Regions from separate parts of the Homo sapiens genome. Here region 2 is linked to region 1. The links are chromatin loops, found by intact Hi-C in ENCODE. Cell type or tissue: Caco-2. All regions are shown on one strand. Region 1 holds the start of LOC124905255 (a long non-coding RNA gene). Region 2 overlaps SH3KBP1 (SH3 domain containing kinase binding protein 1).

Region 1 (5,000 bases):
ACATGTTTTAACTTTTTCTGTCTCTGTAGAACATTTGACCAATTCAGATTTGGGGAGGTTTGCTATTACTAAGTAAAGAGAGATAGAACGTTGGTAACTATATGGGTTTAGGAATATGGTATTGATGGAATTTAGAACTATTGCCCCTCAGCACAGGTTAAGGGGCAAAAGCCATCAGAGGCCCAGAATACCCAAGATGGAAGATTTCCAACACTAGGACAGGGAATGTAACTAATATTTTCAAGCTATTGTAACAGAATATGAAAACATCTGCACAAAAGCAAAGTGAATACCGCCTCTCCTCCCTTCACTCCTTCCCCTTCCCCTTCCTCCCTCTCTTCTCTGTCCTATCCCAACCCTAGACCATAGTGTATCTGTATTATGGATTTCTTAATTGCTTTTATTTTATATGTCACAATCTCTGGTTGTTGGGATGTTAACCAAAATAAATAAACACATTTCAGTAATATAAATTACACTAGGGACAGTATAATTGTCATCAAGAGGTTACCTCTAAGACATAGCTCTAGGTTGTGATCCGTCTGCAGGAACGGGCCTGATGCTTGGGAAATATCTAAGGCCATTCACAGCCATTAGGTTTGTTGACTTTGATGCAGAATAATCGATGCCTGTCCCAGTAGATACTAATTCTCTTGAATTTTTCTGTCCACCTTCTGTCCTGAATCATCAAGGCCTAGTTTTCCAAGTCTCCATTTCCGAAATACAAATGTTTTCACTATCTTCGTAACTTGTGCTTTCAGATAAATAGAGATGATTTAACAGCACATGGACTTTCAAAAGCATGTAATTCAGGACATACTTAAATCGATTTTTAGTGGCCTTAGTATTTTTCCCTCTTTGGTGAGGGCTATTGCATCTCTTTGCTGAGGAACAGCCATCTATGCATAGGGAGGTTCCCACAGAAAGGCCATGGGACATATTTGAACAAGCTTACCCCCACACATATGTGTGTAAAGAATGTTCAGTCAATACTTGTTGGCTGTTTATGGTTGGCATGTGCTTACATAGAAATACATTGACATTTGTCTCTTAAGACGTACCATAATGGGGTAACTTTTCATTGTTTTATGTATCCTGGGTAGCTTTGTAACATGTATAAATACCTTGTTTCTAATTTAGTAATGTGTGGGAAAAGGCAGTGAGGCAAAACTTAAGGTTTTTTTGCCCTCTGTAGACTATATATGTTTATGCATGCACCTGAAGAGTATATAAAATGGTATATGTCTGTTTTCCTGAGTAAGGAAACCTTTTTACCTTTCTGCCAGAGAAAAGCAAAGCAGTCAGGGGCATCTCATGATGTCACATGATTTGTAAGGGGAAAAAAAGTGGAAGCCAATAAATATACATGAGCCAAAAATGAGCACTCTCGGGTCATTTTCTGAGGGTCACCCTTTCTTCATGCAGCAGTAATATGCTACCTGTTAAGTGTGCCTTTCCCTGAACTTAATGTGATAGAGATCATTTTCTCCTGGGCCAGCTCATTAGATAAAGCATTTTAAAGGTTATGTTTTCTGTTTTTCTTATAGGCAAGGATTACTGCAAAGTAATATTTCCATATGAGGCACAGAATGATGATGAATTGACAATCAAAGAAGGAGATATAGTCACTCTCATCAATAAGGTAAACAAAGGTTGTCTCCTACCTTCTAAATCGCGAACTGCTTTGGGGTGTTGACTGGACAGTATAAGCTTTTGCTTCAGCGCTTGAAAGCTTGGTTTTCTCAGTCCTGAACTTGTGAGGAAGAATCTTGTATCTTTCCTTTTGATCAAGCTAAGCCCAGCATCCAAGTGAATGCATTCGTTGAGACGAGAATAGATTTGTTTGCCTTAGGACCAGCTGCAGATTTGCATGGTCCTTCAGAAAAGTCTGTTCCAGAAGGAATAACCCAAAAGGCAGCCTGCTCGGCTGGAGATCCTGCCCTCCACAGCAGCCAGGCTGCAGAGCTCTGTGTCCTGAGGTATCCGAGGAGGAGTTTTTTTTTAAAACGCTGGTCATGCCTCACAGGCAGAAAACGCTTAAAGAATGTTTGCTGTTCAGATCAAAGACAGGTAGAGTGCCTGAGAGAATTTTTCCTGTCTCGTTTGGGCTAAGAAGATTGAATGATTTTATTATTATTAGAGCCAGAGCCCTGTAAATAAACAGAGAGCTATAAAATCTGTGTGAAGTGATGCAATTGAACAAGGGCCTTGGCTGTGTACTTTGTGTGCTTTCACACAATGGTACTCACCAAGTAGGTGGTTGAAAGATATATTATTTAAGCAATACCCAGAATATATGACTTTTTCTCTGAAGAACAGCATTTTTGTGATGGTCAAATATGGTAAGAAGCTGAATGGTCTTGAAGATGTGTATGGTGGTTTTATTCTTGTATTCAGGGGAGTGACAGGGAACTTAGCACAGTTCCCTTAGCACAAGTGTGACTTGGGAGATCATCGTGGCTGCCTGCGCTCGCTCTCGCAGGGCTGGGAAGCCTTGGCAGGGTGGAGGATGCAGGGAAGGGGAAGAGATTGCAGGTGCATAGAGTGGGAGTAGGCCCAGGGTCCCGCCGACTGTGGCCATTACTGAGAGGGTGGAGACTGTGGTGTCACCTGGCCCTACCCCTCCCCCAGGGCTTGTCCATAAGGTGATCAGTAAGATTTGCCTTTGTTATCAAGAGGTTACCTCTAAGACATGGCTTTAGAGATTGTGTGTTTTAAGAGCCAAATCCAAACATGTCAGGGAACTAATGACCCAAGAAGTTAACTAGCTTGCCACAGGTCAGGAGTTTTAGGGAGAAAGCTGGTCCTCTCATGGACTCCATATAACAGTGGTATGGAGTATATAATGCTTTCTGGAACAGCAAATCATTCCCTGTTTTGCAGATCACCCAAGAACTCGTCCATCTTTTTACCTGTAAAGTATTCTCCCCTGAAGTTATTTCAGTATGTCTCTGTAGGTGTTGAACATGGCAGGAGGAAATGAGGGGAAGAATGCTTCCCTTGTTGTTTTCTGCAAATGAGGCAGAAGTGATTCTTTTCTGTCTCTTTCAGATTGCTTTCTGACACACAGTGCATTTCCTATTTTTAATCAGACCTGTAACCAAACAAGCGGAATAAGGAAGTTGTTAAATGGGTGTGAAGCACAATACGAATGCTGTAATAATTAGCACAGATAATTTGGTTTTAGAAATACTGGGAAAGGGCTAGAGTGCTTTTTTCCCCCTTGATGATAAAGCAACCAGAGAATTAAATAACTGCTATTCTTTGCAGTGGGAGGGAGCGGGGGACTCACTAGCCTGTTTTTGTTTTGTCTTTGGAAGAGAGGGAGCCTCTTTTTAGTTGAAAACCTGGTATGTCAATAATATTTAATGAGGTCTGAGAAAAGACACACATCTGTTTCTATTTTGACATATTATACTCCAGTCCTTCCATTTGAATACATATCATAATGAGAACACATTCATCTTGATGATTTTGTTCCTAACCTCCCAGCCTGAGATCCAGTCTGATAAAAATTAATGTGATTTTTCTAATGACCTTAGTCAGAAAGGGAGTATCTATCGGTCCCATCCACATGGTACAGATAAATGAACAGGTAGATGTGGCAAGCTGCTTTCAAGAGTGTTGTGAAGGTTACATCCCATTTCTCTGGTTTCATAGATTAACGTATTTGAAAGCAATTTAGAAACTGAAGCAGCGCACTGCTATTAATATTATATTTGCAAAACATGACGTTGTCATCTCTGCTGTACACTTGGTCTGTTGACCTGACTTTCACATTGATCCAACTCCTCAGGCCTAGAGTTCTCATATCACCATTTTGACACTTGGTCCTCCTAGTCCCACCCTGCTCCCACCCACAAGCCTTTCTCTATCCCTGCCACTTCCTGCCCTGCAGAGCTAAGCACAGGCTTGAGTTGTTCTGTATCTGTCCAGGCCAGGTGAGCAAGGACCAGGCTTCCTCCATCCTTCTTTCTCTATCACCCACCATAGCACCCGGTCTGGAGGAGAGCCCTGGGGTAGTGAAGGATGGAGGGATGTTTCCCCCCACTCCAGTGTCCCCTACCCACTTCATCCCTAGCACCTCAGCCCCTTCTTTTTGTCATTCTCTAACACTGCTGTGCTCACTTACCCTTCTGCACCAATCAAAATCTTTAGTAACTTTCTTTTTCTTTATTGTAAAATCCAGATAGATGATCCTAGCACTCCTTCACCCGTCCTGACCTCAGTCTGTCTTGGTGGCCTTGGTCCATGTGGCTGTTCTGCAGGTACCCCCCGTATATCCCCCTCCTGCTTATGTGTCCTCACTAACTTGACTCAGACCATGTTCCTGATGCCCGAGATGCCCTCTGCCTACCCACATTGCTATTTTTTGTTTGTTTTGCTTTATTTTGTTTTTGAGACAGGGTCTCACTCTGTCGCCCAGGCTGGAGTGCAATCGTGTGATCTCGGCTCACTGCAACTTCCACCTCCCAGGTTCGTGCGATTCTCCCACCTCAGCCTCCTGAGTAGCTGGGATTACAGGTGTGTGCCTGTACAGTAAATCATGCCTGGCTAATTTTTGTATTTCTAGTAGAGACGGGGTTTTACCATGTTGCTCAGGCTGGTCTTGAACTCCTGACCTCAAGTGATCCACGCGCCTCAGCCTCCCAAAGTGCTGTGATTACAGGCGTGAGCCACTGCAGCCGGCCTAGCCACTGCACCCGGCTTCCAGTTTGCTGGGTTTTTTTGGATAGCTAATCACACAGCCAGTCTTAACTCATGCTGCTTGGGCCCATTTTAGAGCTTGCTGCTTAAGAAAATCCTTTGTGCTCTATCATTTTGCTTTTATTATTTTTTTATACAACCTGCTGGGAAATCAAATCTCTTGCTATCCTGTGCTTGTGCAGATTTTTACTTTTATTTCCATAAAATGCCTGCCAGCCTTAACCTAGCATTCCAGTTTGCCGGAAGCGGTGTGTTCAGATGACAAGTGCCATGTAGGCTACCAGCTCCCAGAA
Region 2 (5,000 bases), 64 kb after region 1:
AGTAATAAAGCCATTGAAATGCCAGGCTGGCACCCTTGCTTGGCTTTAGGTGTTACAGTTTTGTAAAGAAGGGAAATGATGGTGCTTTCCACATTAAAACACAATGCCTGGGACCTTTCCCCTCCCTAGGAGAAATTCCTTACAAGATCTAATGAAAAGAAATGATGAATAAGCCTTTTTGTAAAAAGTGGGCATTAGCCCTTATGTTCACAGTTTCCAGTGATTTGTGTATTTTGTGTAAAAAGGTGGATGGATGCAAATGTGAGATGGCAGGGTTCATTGTTGATACAGCACTTTTGACTGAGTTTCAAATGAGCTTTGGTATGGTAATTGCCACTTAGTTCAGAACATGAGTGAGTTTTCCCAAGGTCAGGATACCACCATGTGATAAATGGGAGGGAGCTACAGTCTCTCTGGGTAAATAAAAGTCAGAGGTCCTTTTGGAGGTGTACGTGAGTGGGTGTGAGGCCACCGGTGTGCTGTTAAGGCCACTAGTGGTCTGACCTGGGTGACAACCCTTTTAAGAAGTCCAGATTCAGGGACTAATTTTTTCTTATTATTTTATTTTATTTTTTGACATAAAGGCCATTTAATGATAGAAATATATAAAAATAATCATATTGTTTAGCAACAGGCTATCACATTTCTTGGGAAGAGGAAAATGACCTGCTTTAAGAAAAACTTGCAACCATGTGCAAGTCTTCATTTCAACATATTTTTCCCCATCCACTTAAGCATTTATCCTTTGAGTTATAAACAGTCCAATTACACTATTTTAAAATATACAATTAAATTATTATTGACTATAGAGATGCTATTGTGCTATCAAATAGTAGGTCTTATTCATTCTTTCTAACTATATTTTTTGTACCTATTAACCATCCCCACCGCCTCCCCACCCCAGCCCTGTACTACCCTTCCCAGCCTCTGGTAATCATCCTTCTGCTCTCTACCGCCATGAGTTCAATTGCTTTGATTTTTAGATCCCACAAATAAGTGAGAACATGCAATGTTTCTCTTTCTGCACCTGGTTTATTTCACTTAACATAATGATCTTCAGTTCCATCCATGTTGTTGCAAATGATAGGATCTCGTTTTTATGGCCAAATAGTATAAATTTTTTTTAGCTTTACATCTTCTGTTTGTACCTATCAAGGTCATAAGTTAGCATTCTCTCGTATTCTACATAATATAGAAGGCTGAATTTTAAAATTTACTTTGTTTTAATTGAACTTTTTATTTTGAAGTCATTGTAGATTCACATGCAGTCGTAAGAAGTAATAGAAATCTGTGTACCCTTTACTCAGTTTCTCCCCAATAGTAACATCTTACAGAACTATAGTACACTGTCATGACTAAGATATTGACATTGATATGATCCACCAATCTTACTCAGATTTTCACAGTTTTACTAGTACTTCTGTGTGTATTTCGCTCTATGCAATATATATATATATATTTTTTTTTTTTTTTTTTTTTTTTTTTTTTTTTTTTTTTTGAGATGGAGTCTTGCTCTGTCACCCAGGCTGGAGTGCAGTGGTACGATCTCGGCTCACTGCAACCTCTGCCTCCCAGGTTCAAGCGATCCTCCCACCCCAGCGTCCTGAGTAGCTGGGACCACAGGTACATGCCACCATGCCTGACTAATTTTTGTATTTTTTGTAAAGGTGGGGTTGCACTATGTTGCCCAGGCTAGTCTCGAACTCCTAGGCTCAAGCGATCCTCCCACCTTAGCCTCCCAAAGTTCCGGGATTACAGCTGTGAGCTACCGCACCCAGCCTGCAATTTTATCATACATGTAGGTTTGTGTATCTACCACCAGTCAAGACATAGAACATTTCCATCACCACTAGATCCCTTGTGTTACTCTTGTTAAGCCACACCCACCTTTCTCCAGCCCACCCCCTTCCCTAACCTCTGGCAAGCACTATCAGGGATTGATTTGACATGGAAGATAGCTTTCCAGCATCATCTGCTTGGGCCACTCACTTTAGAAACAGATGTGCGATGGTTGGCAGGCCTTGTAAGAGCACTAGAGCTCTCAACATGAGCATTCTGCTCTCCTGCTGCTGTCCCTCTGTTTGGGTGCTGTTTTCCTCTGAATCTGCTGATAGAGTTGCATCTTTGCAACTGCTGACCTGCAGTCTCTGGTCTGATCTCATGCAGGCTTGGGGCTAGGATGTGTGACTGTGACTGTTAATGCCAAAAGTACTTCCCCTGTTTCCACAAGCTCGTTTACATCCTCAGCCCTTGAGAAGCCCAGTCAGGAAGCATAACCTGATAGCTTGGGCTGATGCAATAACAGAAACTCTGGCCTGCTGTAGCTTTTGTTCTGCTTAAAGTGCAGGCAGAGCAGAGCAGAGCAGTAATTGGCTGTGAATGAAAGGGGATTGTCAGAATGAGCCTAAGTTCCGGTTCTACCACCGCAGTTTCGTATTTGGGCCCTGTTTTAAGCCAGGGTGGCTGGTTGGTGAAGGTCATGTGCGACCTCAGGAGGCTGTCTTGTCACCTCCCTCATGTCAATAGGAAGGGAGGTATTCTCCCTCCTCCAGAATATACAGGATAATCTGTCTTGCTTGCTAAGAGCATTCACCTTTGACCTTTGCATTCTTTGGGTCTGGAGATGTCTATGATCGCTATCATGAAAATATGAATCACATGTTTTTCAGTCTGATGAGCTAGTGTGGAAATATTGGGGGTATTGATGGGGGGGCGGGTTCACCTATAGAAGCTTTTCATGCTGTGGAAACTAAGCACAGTTGCATATATTTGGGAGCCCAGAAATAGAGTACTGAGGTTTGGTTTTCTCTCTCTCTTTGCCACAGAGACATTAATCCTAGAAGGCTATATCTTCTCAAGTTAATGGTATTTTTGTTTTGAGATAGTCTTGCTCTGTCACCCAGGCTGGAGTGCAACAGTGCAATCATTGCTCACTGCAGCCTCTAACTCCTGGGCTCATGCAATCCTCCCACCTCAGCCCAGGAGAATCGCTTGAACCCGGGAGACAAAGGTTGCAGTGAGCCGAGATCACACCACTGTACTCCAGCCTGGGGAACAAGAGCAAAACTCCATCTTAAAAAAAAAAAAAAAGGTCTCCAAAACCTAGTAATCATTTTGTAATGTAAAACGTCCCCTTAGGGTGTTAAATGTGTGTATTGTTGTACACCATTTTAAAAAATCAAGGTCCACCTGGACTTTGATCTGTAGCTGATTACAACCCTGGTGAAACAATAATCCCAAAGCGTTAGAAAGGATTAAGAGTGTTTTGTAAGCATGTTTGGGGTAGAACATGCCTTTATAACTTTTAATCCTCGTTGAGGTACAGTGTGAGTACAGGAGCTGTGTGTGGAATATCCTTGTGTTAGAATCATTCTGCTAATATAGTGGAGAACAAACCCTCCCCCTTCATCTCCCCTCTTCCATCGTCCTGAGGTTCTAGTGTTGAAATAAGAGCAGTGAGAGCAAGCAAGAGTAAGGAAAGAAAGAACTAATATTCACTGGGTGCCCACTAAATGTTTTGTCTATTTTTTTCTCACCGTCCATAGCCCTATGAAGGATGTGTAATGACTCATGTTTTTACAGTGAAGGAACAGGGAAGAAAGCAAGCTGGGGAAACTGAGCAAGATTATCTGGCTAGTAAGAAATTGGAGTTGAAGGCCAGGCGCGGTGGCTTACACCTGTAATCCCAGCGCTTTGGGAGGCCAAGGCGGGCAGATCACCTGAGGTCAGGAGTTCGAGACCAGCCTGGCCAACATGGTGAAACCCTGTCTCTACTAAAAATACAGAAATTAGCTGGGTGTGGTGGTAGGCGCCTGTAATCCCAGCTACTTGGGAGGCTGAGGCAGGAGAATCGCTTGAACCCGGGAGGCGGAGGTTGCAGTGAGCCAAGATTGCACCACTGCACTCCAGCCTGGGGGACAAGAGCGAGACTTCGCCTCAAAAAAAAAAAAAAAAAAAAAAAAAAATTGGAGTTGAAGCCAGGTCTCTCTGACCCATGAGCCCAAACCTTCTAGGTCCACATCAGCATTTCTCAACTGCTCTCCCCAAGGGGACATTTGGCAATGTCTGGAGACATTTTTGACTGTCACATCATAGGGGTGGGGGTGGAGATGCTACTGGCATCTAGTGGATAGAGGCCAAGGATGCTGCTAACCATCCACCAGTGTGTAGGATAGCCCCCACAGACAACAAAGAATGACCCAGCCCCAAATGTCAATAGCACCGAGGCCCAGAGAGCCCAGTCTGTGTTAGGAACAGGAAGAGGACAGGCTTCCCCTGCAAGTGCAACTTGTGTTCCCTGGAGTGGCCTGTCTCATTTCCTGAGAATCTCTATAAAACCTAGTTTGAAAATATTTCATATACAAAAAAGTAATTATATTTGAAGTAATTAAACATCAACCAAGGACATGACTGTGACCTTTGTGAGAGAGAAAGAGGAAGGGGGGGGAGAGAGAGAGAGAGGCGAGAGAAGAGAGGGGAGAGGGGCCATCTTAAGGCTTGCAGCAAGTGAAATGATACCATTTGAGTCTGATTTCAAATAGAAAGAGTATTGGATTTGTGATTAGATATTTGCCAAAGATCAACTACCCAGTGTTTAAACGGGTATTACATAAAAGGACAATAACAAATTTGATCAATACTAAGTTCTAAATCTGTACTCTGTATGGTAAAGTTATACAGGAGAGCAAGAGAGAGCAATTGTAATAGCGACCATTAACACAACATTTTTGTGAATGTGACACCAAATGTCTACAAACAAGTGATTACATTCTTACCTTATTTTGCAATTTCTACCTTTCATGATAATAAATCACTTCTAAGGGTTTCTCATACAAATTTTGAGGAAAAATTCAGATCTCCTGACTTGGGGCTATTGGTTTTTCTGTCCTGTTTTTAAAATACATATTTTAAACTTCCCCTTTTGGAGCCAGAGAGCCAGTTATTGGTCCTTGCAGCATGTCAGATCATTGAGCAATTGCTCAGGTTCAATAAAACAAGAT

What was found. Hi-C counts contacts between places; a loop is a spot of excess contacts. Peaks named below come from ENCODE experiments on the same cell type or tissue, not always from the same donor. Only the 100,000 strongest peaks of a DNase experiment are listed, where the experiment ranks them.
Region 2: a loop joins it to region 1, with 10 times the contacts of the local background. A loop is called at or near these places in 1 of 110 quality-filtered maps.

What each region holds. Positions count from the first base shown.
Region 1 is chrX:19,628,506-19,633,505 of GRCh38, reverse strand. It overlaps SH3KBP1 (SH3 domain containing kinase binding protein 1), which reads left to right. Exons shown (of 18, transcript NM_031892.3): 8 at 1,548-1,642. LOC124905255 (a long non-coding RNA gene) reads right to left here and starts at 1,976. Exons shown (of 2, transcript XR_007068406.1): 1 at 1,665-1,976. In Caco-2, no CTCF peak of the experiment used is centred here; DNase peaks (open chromatin) are centred at 1,995 and 2,575; H3K4me3 peaks cover 789 bases.
Region 2 is chrX:19,564,017-19,569,016 of GRCh38, reverse strand. The region is part of intron 13 of SH3KBP1 (SH3 domain containing kinase binding protein 1); the gene reads left to right. Among named protein-coding and RNA genes, the nearest start is that of MAP3K15, 51 kb to the right of the region's middle. In Caco-2, no CTCF peak of the experiment used is centred here; no DNase peak of the experiment used is centred here.